2 separate regions of the Mus musculus genome follow, and region 1 is linked to region 2. A link is a contact called in ENCODE Hi-C or POLR2A ChIA-PET data. All regions are on one chromosome and are shown on one strand. The core of a region is the stretch at or near the end of the contact, and the rest is flanking DNA. Distances in the headings are between cores, read along the strand shown. Region 1 holds the start of Mta3 (metastasis associated 3). Region 2 holds the start of Cox7a2l (cytochrome c oxidase subunit 7A2 like).

What was found. Hi-C counts contacts between places; a loop is a spot of excess contacts on that map. ChIA-PET counts read pairs that join two places held with the same protein, here RNA polymerase II (POLR2A).
Region 1: a loop to region 2 is called in a map of heart, with 2.2 times the contacts of the local background. The contact joins the promoter of Mta3 here to the promoter of Cox7a2l in region 2. A Hi-C loop is called at or near these places in 1 of 37 maps with a recorded cell type or tissue (heart). POLR2A ChIA-PET finds 5 or more read pairs at or near these places in 2 of 5 experiments (Patski and embryonic stem cell).

What each region holds. Positions count from the first base shown.
Region 1 is chr17:83,704,361-83,709,596 of GRCm38, reverse strand. Mta3 (metastasis associated 3) reads right to left here and starts at 3,413. Exons shown (of 17, transcript NM_001379391.1): 1 at 3,312-3,413; 2 at 1,131-1,198. The coding sequence starts at 3,339.
Region 2 is chr17:83,511,015-83,516,573 of GRCm38, reverse strand. Cox7a2l (cytochrome c oxidase subunit 7A2 like) reads left to right here and starts at 2,241. Exons shown (of 3, transcript NM_009187.3): 1 at 2,241-2,370. The coding sequence starts at 2,299.

The DNA.
Region 1 (5,236 bases), core at 2,164-4,663, 190 kb before region 2:
TTTTGTTTGTTTGTTTGTTTCAGTCAATAGTACATTTTAAGTATTTTAGGATAAGTGGTTGGCACATAGTTAAAGGCATTAAGTAAACAATTGTTGAACTAATGAGTCTCTAAACTGTCTAAGGTTTATGCTAATATATAACATTACTATTCATCAAGTACTTTGGTTCATTTGTTTGCCTGTTCGGTTTGGATTTTTTTGAGACAGGGTTTCTCTGTGTAGCCCTGCTGTCCTGGATCTCTTGTAGACCAGGCTGGCCTTGAACTCAGAAACCCACCTGTCTCTGCCTTTGCCTACCTAGTGCCAGAATTAAAGAAAGGTGTGTGCTCTGGCCAGCTCATTTTCTTTTCCTTTCATTTTTGAGTTCTGTCTCTCTTGCTAGCTTGGAACTCTCCAAGTAGGAGAGCCTGGTTGGCTGGTGCGGAAGCCCCAGGGCAGGATTATCAGCCTGAGCCACTAAACCGGTTTTTCTTTCAGATTCTGGGAATTGAACTCAAGTCCTCATGCTTGCAAGTCATCTCCTCAGCCTCTCATTTTGTTTTTTTAAGACAGTCTCAGTGATACAACGCAGGACAAACTCAAACTAGGTATCAGGTGCCTGTCACGCCGCCGACTCATTTTACAATTTTGTGTGTTGTGGGGAGGGGTGGAGGCTGAGACTGGCTGACACTGGGCTGCCATGCCCCTGACTCTAGGCATGAACCACCACGCCCAAATTAGATTCTTCCTTCTAAAGCTCGAGGAGGAATATACTCATTCACTAGCAGATGTGAAACAGCGCTTGGGAAACTGAGGCAGGAGGATTGAGATTTTTTTGGAAGTCATTGTAAGCCTAGCTCAAACAAACATGCCTAATGTTTAAATATGAAACATGCCTACAGTCTTAAATATGAACAGAAGTCAAGTTACACACAACTGGCCTGATCTTCAAGGTTCAAAGCAATCTGAAGAAACAAACGTAACATGGGTCAAAAATCTTTATAAGAAGCCAACAAATATTCAGATGCCTGCAGAACTCTGTAATTAGCCTGGAACTGAAAGTAAAAATCACCTCTCGGGCCCTTTACCCAGTAACCCTTAAAGGGGAAGCGCTTCGGTGTTGGCCAGGTGATGCCACACTGCTCACTCACCTTGTTGAGCTCCTCTATCCGTCTGATGAGGTACGGGTTGCTGGAGGAATTCTCAAAATAAACGTAGTCTGCAAACAAAAAACGCACAGGTCTTTTCAACCAAGAGCTCACATTTGACAGCTCAGAGCCCTTTTCTTGTTTTTGTTTATTTTCCGTTTTGTTTTAGACAGGGTCACATGAGATAGCTCGGCATGTCTCAGAGAGCTTGCCTTGTTCACCAGACTGGCCTCAAACTCACAGCAGAGACCTGCCTGCCTCTGCCCAGGACTGGAGAGCTGGGATTAAAGGTGAGCCACCATCTCTTGGGCTACAATTCCCTATGCGTTAGGAAGTAGGCAAGCCACTGTAAGGCAGCCTCTGTAAGCGGTTCCAAGTTTATCACCGTCCTAGAATTCCCACCCCTGACGAAGTAGCCCAAGCTCATCTAGAACTAACTCAACATCCCCCAGCCTCACACACTCAAGTGGAGATTAGTGGTATGTACCACGTACCACATCCTGCTTACATTTCATTTTCTTTTTGAAAATAGCAGTCCGGGCTGGCAAGAACTGGTGAAGTAATTGAGACTGGCCTTCAACTCCTAAGCCTCCTGGCCCAACACTTACAGGCTGAATTTACTGGCATGTGCCACAGTGGTCACCCTTGAATTAATTATTTAATTTAAAAAAAAAAACAAAAAAAAGCATGGCTTGCTGTAATTGGGGGGAGTGGGACACAAAGGCAGGAGAATCACAAAGCAGAGGCCAGCCTCGTGCTACATAGCAAGACTTTGCCTCAAACAACAACAAAAAGCACAGGTCTTAAATCCCAGCACCTATGGAGCAGAGGCAAGCAGATCTCTGTGAGGCCAGCCTGGTCTAGGACTGAATCCTAGGGCATCTAGGCCTAAGTAGACACCTTGCCTCAAACAACCAAACAACCCCACCACAACATGATAGGCAAACCCCTTCATCACTATGTATCAGAGCTCATCAACGCAGCCTCCCACTAGCGCCTCATCCCTCCAATCCAACCAGCCCTCAACAACGATTCTTACATAAAAGTGTTGACCTGAGACAAATCAGGAGAAAAAGAAAGGCTTAACAGCCCAAATTCATTTCAAACATCAACTTAAAAAAAAAAATCGGCAGGCAGAATGTGTAAGGGCAAGCAGGTATCAAACTTTTCCTTGCTCTACCTGGGATGGTGAGGAATAGGGGCTGGGTGTTGGGTTGTTTTTTTTCCCCCCTTTTTTTATATTTGATTCAACTCCATTTAGACCCTTCTTATAAAGAAACCATGGCAAGTTTTCAACCAAAGGTACAGGATTTTTCCTCTACAGAGTGGCTGGAAACTTCCCACTATGTGTTTACCTGAGAGACTAGACTGCACAGTCACGGTCTACCTAGGCGGCTCTCTCCCAGCCCTCTGCTGCTAAGTGGCCTCATTTAGCCAGGCCATTCCCCCACCATCATCCATCAGGAGCTCGGCTAATGAGCAAAGACGGAAGAGCAAGTCTCACTCACAAACACGCCACTTATCTGAATTATTATTTTACCAGGAAGGAGGGAGGGAGGGCGTCGTGAGCAGGGAAAGTTTGTTTGACCTTATTTCTCTCTCTTCTGCAGAAGGCTGGAAAGACAGACAGCAGAGCCAACGTCCAGGCTGAGCTCTACTCCCTACCTGGGGCTGCGGCTCCCTGGCCCCACACACAGCCCCACTCTCAGGGGGACTGAACGGGAAACCGAAGGGAATGGGGGGTGAAGCAGCGACGGTGCAGGGCCCGGGCTCTGCAAACAGGCCTGTCGAGCTCTGCCCCCCACCTGGGCCACCATCGTCCCCAGCCCACGCTAACACCGAGGCAGAAGCCGGGGTTTGGGGTGAGGGGTGCTCAAGCCCCCCTCCCTCGTGCCCAAAAGCCACGCGAGGGAAAGACCACTCAGCTAGGGGGCTTGCAGGGGCTCTGTCCCTTTGGGGCGTTCGTAAAGGGGGTGTCCGATGCGTGTCCCCAGAAGAGGCCTGGCCCCGAGACGCCGGGCAGGAGCGGTGGGGGAGGGGAGTGGGGGTGGGGATCCCCCTGCGCCCCGCCCGCGGCGCCCTCAGCCCCGGGCTCCCGGGCTGCTGGCAGTAAGCGTGCGCTGCCCGGACCCCCGCTCCCACCGCCCGCTCCCCGACGGGCCGGGAAGGGCCGAGCCTTCCTACCTCCGACCCGGTACATGTTGGCCGCCATGTCCGCCCGCCCGCCCGCGGAGCCCGAGCCGAGCCCCGCCCGCCGCCGCCGCCTCAGCCTCGACCGCCGCCGCTGCCGCCGCCGCCGCCGCCTCGCCACGGGGGAGGGGGAGGGACGGGGAGGGGACACCGAGGGAGGGGGCTGTGCCCGCCCCCAGCGCCGGCAGAGCGACGCCGAGCGGGCCCGGGAGGCCGGAGCACGGCGGGAACGGGGCGGCGGGCTGCGGGGGGCCGAAGACCCCAGGGGCCACCCGCACTAGCCTCGGGGTAGCACACCAGGGTCAGGGGCTGTGGAAGAACCAGGGTGGGGACAGAGGTTCAGCCACTCCGAGCGTCTCTCTCGCCCGCGTCACCTGTCCACCTTGGGACAGGTTCTCCTTTCCTGCTTCTGTTCCCCAGGGACACCCCTCTATGTGTGACCTCAAGCACACGAACGCCCTTCTGGGTACAACTCTCCGATGCAGCCAATGCAAGCGACAGATGCTTGTTTGCGTCCCTCCCTCGTGGTGAGAGGACGTTTGGTGGCTTTAGAGCCTACAGGCCCTGGGGCCAAGAAGACCCTACGTACTTGCAGCTTGCTCAAGTCTGAGACCCAGCTATGAAAAGAACTGGAAGCTGACTTTCTCACCCCGACCACACTGGCAGGTCAGTCGTGGCTGTGCCAAAACTGGGCTGAACAAAACCGACCCCCCCCCCCACACACACACACACACACACACATCCTCTAGCCCTGCCTCTAAACAGGCTTTGTGTACAGCGTGTGCTTTGACCAGGGGAGGCCTTCAGCACAAGAGGGCTTCCTTTGCCGGTAGAAGAACAGGGTTTCCACAATCCGCAGTTTTCCCCCCATCAAAAGGAGGAGGTCGTGTCTAACAGCTTGGGGTTGCTGGTCAGCTAACTAGTTTTATGTCAAAAAGCACGTCCTCGCCCCAATCCCCGTTTTTGGTTTTTTGGTTTTTTTTTTTTTTTGCATTAATGGGGATTGAAGCCAGGTCTTTGCACAGGCTAGTCATTTAACTATAGAACTAACTTTTCATGTTTGTTGGTTTGTTTTTAAATTCTTAATACACTTATTTACTTATCTATCCATCCATGCATCTATTTATCTATCTATCATGTGAGGGCATGAATGCTATGAGATATATATGTATAGGTCTATCATAGGAGTAGAGATTGAACTCAGATAGTCAGGCCTGGCTATACTGAGCTACCTCACCAACATTACTTGTTTTAATACGGGTCTCAGTTCAGGCTGGCTCTTGTAGCCTCCTGCCTCAGCCTCCTGAGTGCTGGGTTATATTACAGGTGTAGGATCACTTGTCCCATCAGAAAGCTCTTAAGTGGCTAGTTTTCCCATGCTGAGTAGCTATAGATCCCTTTTCACGTTCCTCACACCCTCTATGAGGTTTTGAATATAGATGGTCCTCATAGTACTAAACACCTGTAACCCTAGTATTCCATAGGCAAAGGCTGGAGGCGCTCCAGTTTGTGGCCAGCTTGGGATACAGAGCGAGATCTTCCTGACTGACTCTCCCCAATGAACACATAACTTCTTTTAGGAAAGCCAAGGCATTCCAAACTACACCCAGGCCTTGTTGCACAATAAACATTGGCCTAGTATTGTGGGTTGGAGTGCCTGGTGATGCTGATTTAAAGGGCTGTGCCAAAGTAGGAGTTGTCCCGGGAAAAGAAGACTGCATTTTGGTTGAAGCTCCTCTAGCATCCAATATTGAGAATAGCAGGTGTCTGTCGATTCTTTTGTACTCTGGAAAGCCTCAGATTCGCTGGTAGCTTGCAAACTGTGAGTCCTCAGCCCTTCTGGCCCAGGGAAGAAAACAAAAGAGCTCTGGTATGCTGACAGTATAGCTGTTATTTATCATTTATCATAACTCTTTTAC
Region 2 (5,559 bases), core at 992-3,491:
ATTCAGCTGCAGAGAAACTAGAACTCAAACAGAAATTGTGATTTTTTTAAATTTCTTTTCTTTGTGTTACATCATACCATGCCTTTGTAAAGGTATCACCCTGGCTAGACTTATGTCAACTTGACACACAAACTAGTGTTATCTGAAAGGAGGGAACCTCAATTGAGAAAATGCCTTCATAAACTCTGGCTGTAGGGCATTTTCTTAACTAGTGATTGATGTGGGAAGACCCAGCCCATTATGGGTGGTGCCATCCCTGGGCTGTTGGTCTTGTGTTCTATAAGAAAGCAGGCTGAGCAGGCCAGAGAAAGCAAGCCTGTAAGATCTGCCCCTTCATGGCCTCTGCATCAGCTTTGGCCTCCAGGTTCCTGCCCTACTTGACTCCCTGTCTTGACTTCCTTTGGTGATGAACGGCAATGTGGAAGTGTAGGCTGCATAAACCCTTTCCTCCTCAATTTGCTTTTTGGTCATGGTGTTGGTTGCAGCAACTAAGCCTGGGTGGACAGTAAGGTTGGATTACTCATCATTAGAAGCTGCTGGAATCTTTGCTGTTCAGGGTATTTGAGGTGCTGAAGACAAAGGCAGGATGCTAATTCACACCCTTGCTCTAGAGTGCTCAGCCTTGAGTCTTTTCTTCTTATTCTTTAAAGATTTATTTACTTATTATATGTAAGTACACTGTATCTGTCTTCAGATCCTCCAGAAGAGGGTGTCAATCCCATTCTGGACGGTTGTGAGCCACCATGTGGCTGCTGGGATTTGAACTCAGGACCTTTGGAAGAGCAGTCAGTGCTCTTAAAACCGCTGAGCTCTCTCTCCAGCCCTGGATTTATATCTATTTATCTGTACTCTTGAGCCTGGTGCCTGACTCTGCCACTAATTGCTGTCCTCAGCAAGTCGCTCCGTTCTTCTGTGCTGTAAAATAGAGATGGTCATAGTACCAATTCTCGGGTTGTGGGGGTTCAATGCATTTAGAGAAAATACTATGTTAAGCTTGGCATCATCAGCTATTCATTACCAACTTACATTTAAAATATAGTATGCATAAATCTATAATGTGTGTGCAAAAACCTCTGGTTAAATGATAGGACTAAAAACTTGTTCCTGGAGGTTAGGAAGCCGGCACACTCTGTTTATGCAGTATTCGACTCAGAGTGGAAGCTTAAGTCACACTGCATGGTGCGGCAGAGTATAACCATAACCAGGAAGCTGTAACTGCGCATCATTCAAGCAGAAGGTAGAGATTTCACAAGTGTTCCCAGTCACCTCCCCTGCATACGTTTATCTCAAAGAACAGGGCCTAGGAAGAGATGAGCAACCAAATGAATGCTGACAAAATCTCACTCTCAAAAGCGCAAGATGCACACACAGGTGCTTTAAGTTTACGTCTACACAAAGCCTATAGATTCTTCCCTCTTCTTCTCCCCTCTCTCTCTTTCCTTCTCCCCTCTTTCCTTCCCTCTTCTTCCCTCTTTTCTCCCTTCCCTCTCTTTCCTTTCTTCCCTCTCTCCCCTTCCTCTTTCTTTTCTCTCCTCCTTCCCTCTTTTCTTCCCTCTTTCCTCTCTCTCCCTCACCTCTTTTTCCTCTTCCCCTCTACCCCTTCTTTCCTTTCTTCCTCTCACCATCTCCCTCCTTGATCTCTCTTCTCTTTTCTCCCCTTTCCTCTTCTCTCTCCTATCTCCTTCTCTCCCACTCTCTTTCCTTTCCTGTCACTTTTCCCGGCATTGAGACAGGATTTTGCTTACAGGCGATGCACTCACGGCTCCAAAGAGCTGTTCTTGTCATAACTGAGGTGAAATTCCTAACAACCCTTGGTACATTAAGACCCCTCAACAGATACTAATAACCCTGAAATGGGGCGGGACCTGGGCCTGACGAGACCCCACCCACGTCCTGGGCCCGCCCCCGCTCTAGGCCCCGCCCAGAACTCGCTCTGACCGACTGTGTCGCTCTCAGCCGCCCTCTTTGTCCACAGGACGCTTGCGCACCTGTCAAGGCGCCTTGGCACTGCCCACATCCAAGTGAGTGGTACAGAGAAGCCTGAGTTTTCGGGAAGCCTGAACACAGCCTCTTTCCATGTCTTTTAGAGTTTGTTTTCGTTTCTAGGTCTTGAGAAAGCGCGGTTTTTTCCCCCCGACGTTGCGTAGGAGGCTATGTTTTAAGTCAGGCGTTCTCTAGACAGTCCGCATTTTGGATTAAGGTCCTTGCGCTGAGCTTTGGGCGGGCCTAAGGGGAAGCCGGGTCCTTTTCTAGGGCGGTCGCACAGGCAGCGGCGGTGCGAAGCGGGCCTCCGCCAACATGTACTACAAGTTTAGCAGTTTCACGCAGAAGTTGGCTGGAGCTTGGGCTTCGGAAGCCTACACCCCGCAGGTACACTTTTGCCGCGTCGCCTTGGGCCGGAGAACAGCAGCCCGAGGCAGGCAGTTGCGAGGTTCGAGCCGTGAAGGGTTTCTGCCGGCCGACCGGTCCGGCTTGCTGGTGTCCCCTGGTGTCCTTAACCACGCAGGCTTGGAGCGGTCGCCGAGGTTTCTGGGTGTGTGCTGCACCCTAGGCGAGGTTTGCATGGCACTGAACTCAGGTCTGATACCTTGCGGGGGTCAAGGTGACCCCTGGGGTGGTTGCTTGTTTAAGGTGGATTTCCCGTAGAATCTGTGAAGGATTGCAGAAGGTGACATAACTGTGTTTGGGTTTCTGCTCTCTCTGGTTGAGGTGGCCTTTGTGACTTCCTCTTGTTACTGGCCCTGTCACAGCCCAGAAAGCAGCTTTACCCAGCTACCAAATGGAAGACTGGGAGGGCGGATTTGAGAAGCTCGCTCATAAGGCATGGGAATATATATATGTGTATACATACATACATACATACATACTGGGGAAAGCATCGGAAGTGACACCCAACGAGGTTTATGCTTTTGCTAGTTTTAAAGTGGCAGACGGTGACCGTTGACTACTGGGCAATCTGACATTATCCAGGTTCCAGTTAGATCCTATCAATGGCGTTCCCATCTCCAATCTCAGTGTTGTGAAAATGTGGTATTTTAGAGTTCCACTTAATACTGGGTTAGTACTGAATTTAGCAGCCTTAATCTAGTGACCTTGACTGCCCCTTCTAATTCGGGGCAGCATTAACTTGGGTTAAATGTGATGTGTCGAGTGAGCAGATTTTCTGGCAGATGGTTGGTGCTGGATAAATGCTATATATTCTCCTGAACTGAATCACTGCTCAGCATAGTTCGAGAAGCCTTGGTGGGACACGAAGCTGAAAAACCTTGAATAGTAAGTGACCTGTATGGGCTGTAAAAGAGATTGTCATTACTGCCTCTTTTCTACCCCTATGGGACACTCCATCTTAAGGGACAGTGTTTAAGTATGATTTCATTACAAGAGTAGATGTGCTTTCAGGAGAGAGGAGGCCAAGAAGGGTCGTATGGGAGGTTGAGGAGGAAAAGTCTCAAGAGTGTTTAGGTGTTCAGTGTCTAGTGCTGTGTTGTGTCTGGTAGCTGCTGAGGTTTTATGAATGTGGTGCTTAACAGACATGGCTGCTAGTAGGCTCTTTGCTGCTGGAGAGATCATAAAAAGAGAGAGAGAGAGAGACACCATCGTTCTGTTACAGAAATGTGGAAGGAAATGAGGAAAATTCACTCAAAGAACAGTCCAGTGTTAGAGGTGAGCAAGTGTGGTGTCAGTGGAACCCAGTGTAATGAGTTGTAAGGAAAGAACTGCCAGTATGTTGACTGATTTCTTGACAGACGATGTAGGTAAATGGCTGATTGCATTGTATCATCATCTATAGTGTATTTTCAGTGCATAGAGATGGTATGTTACTTTAGGCAAGGTTTGGCATACTTATGCCATGTGACGCACTCCTTTGTTAGTACCCAGACCATAAATTATACCACCTGCAGGAAGGTCTCTCAAACTCGCATTAAAACCCCTGTCTGCCTTCCTGTTTTGACATTTATCAGTTATAAATAGTTCTGCCTGTTTTTGAACCCCTGTAAACCCCACAGAAACTTCACTTTTGAGGTTCCTTCATGTTACAGCGTATGAGTTGTTTCATCAAAAATGTCACAGTTTCTTTTGTGGTGGTTGTAGATGTGCTTTTTATATTTTATTTTATTTTTTATGTATATGAGTGTTTTGTTTGCATGCATGCCTGTGCGCTTCATGCATGCTTAGGCCTGCAGAAGGAGGTTCCAAATCTCCTGGAACTGGAATTACAGACAGTTGTGAGCCACTGTGTGGGTAGAGGGGATTAAACTTGAGTCCTCTCCGAAGAGCAGCCAGTGCTCTTAACCTGCTGCACCGTTTCTCTAGTTTCTATAGATGTTTCTAGTGGAGATGAAGCAAAGGGTAAGCTTTGTTGTTTAGAAGGAGAAAGTAGAAATTTGATTAAGTGACATTGAAGTAAAATTGATACTCAGAGTAGGAATTGCCTAACAAGGCCCTTTACATCATCGACAGGACTTTCAGGATGAGGTGTTTGTGTGCTTGCTTGGTTGGCTTCCTTGAATTCGATTTCATCCTAATGCCAGAATTCCTTTCTTTCTCTTTCTCTCTTTCCTTTTCTTTTTTAAAGATTTTATCTTTTATTTATTTTATGTATGAGTACACTGTCACTGTCTTCAGACACACCAGAAAGGGCATCTGGTCCCATAACAGATGGTTGTGATTTACCGTGTGGTTGCTGGGGATTGAACTCAGAACCTCCTTGAGTAGTCAGTGCTCTTAACCACTGAGCCGTCTCTCCAGCCCTAGAATTTCTAAGTTACTCAAAAGCTTTTATGCATATATTTTTATGGTTGTAGTGATTGAACCCAAGACTTTATTATGCTCGACAAGTGCTTTACCACTGAGCTACATCTCCAGCTCATTACTTTCCTCGGGCTATGTTGAAAGAAGCAGGTTTGGTTGGGCATTCTATAAATTGTATATTCAGAATGTCTTTCACAGTCCCTGTAGGCTCATGCTCACGGATAGCACTGGGGGAACCAGGGAGGTTAATAAAACAAACGGTCAGGCTTTTCTCTCAACACAAGGGATTTACACCCATTTCCATCCAGAAAGCTGGGACTGGATCTATTCAGTGACCTGGTAATCTTTTGCTATCTGTAGGTCCAGGCTTCACCCCAAACCCCATAGAATATTATGTCTGTTCCAGCCTTCTGAGCATTGTTTCTCAATTACTAGAGCCCATTCTTATTGGAGAGTTCCCATGTGCTTTGCAGAAGAATCTAAGGTGCTTATACCAGACCCTTCCTCCCTGGACCCTTATTTATTTATTTTTTTAAAAGATTTATTTATTATTATACATAAGTAGAAAACGGTGTCAGATCTCATTACGGGTGGTTGTTAGCTACCATGTGGTTTCTGGGATTTGAACTCAGGACTTTTGGAAGAACAGTCAGTACTCTTACCCACTGAGCCATCTTGCCAGCCCCCTAGACCCTTATTCTGAGCACTGTTTCTTGGTCAATAGAACCCATTCTTATGGAAGAGGTCATAGCATTGGTACTTTGCTAAAGACATGCACTTTGCAAAGGAGTGTCTGAGTTTGGGTGT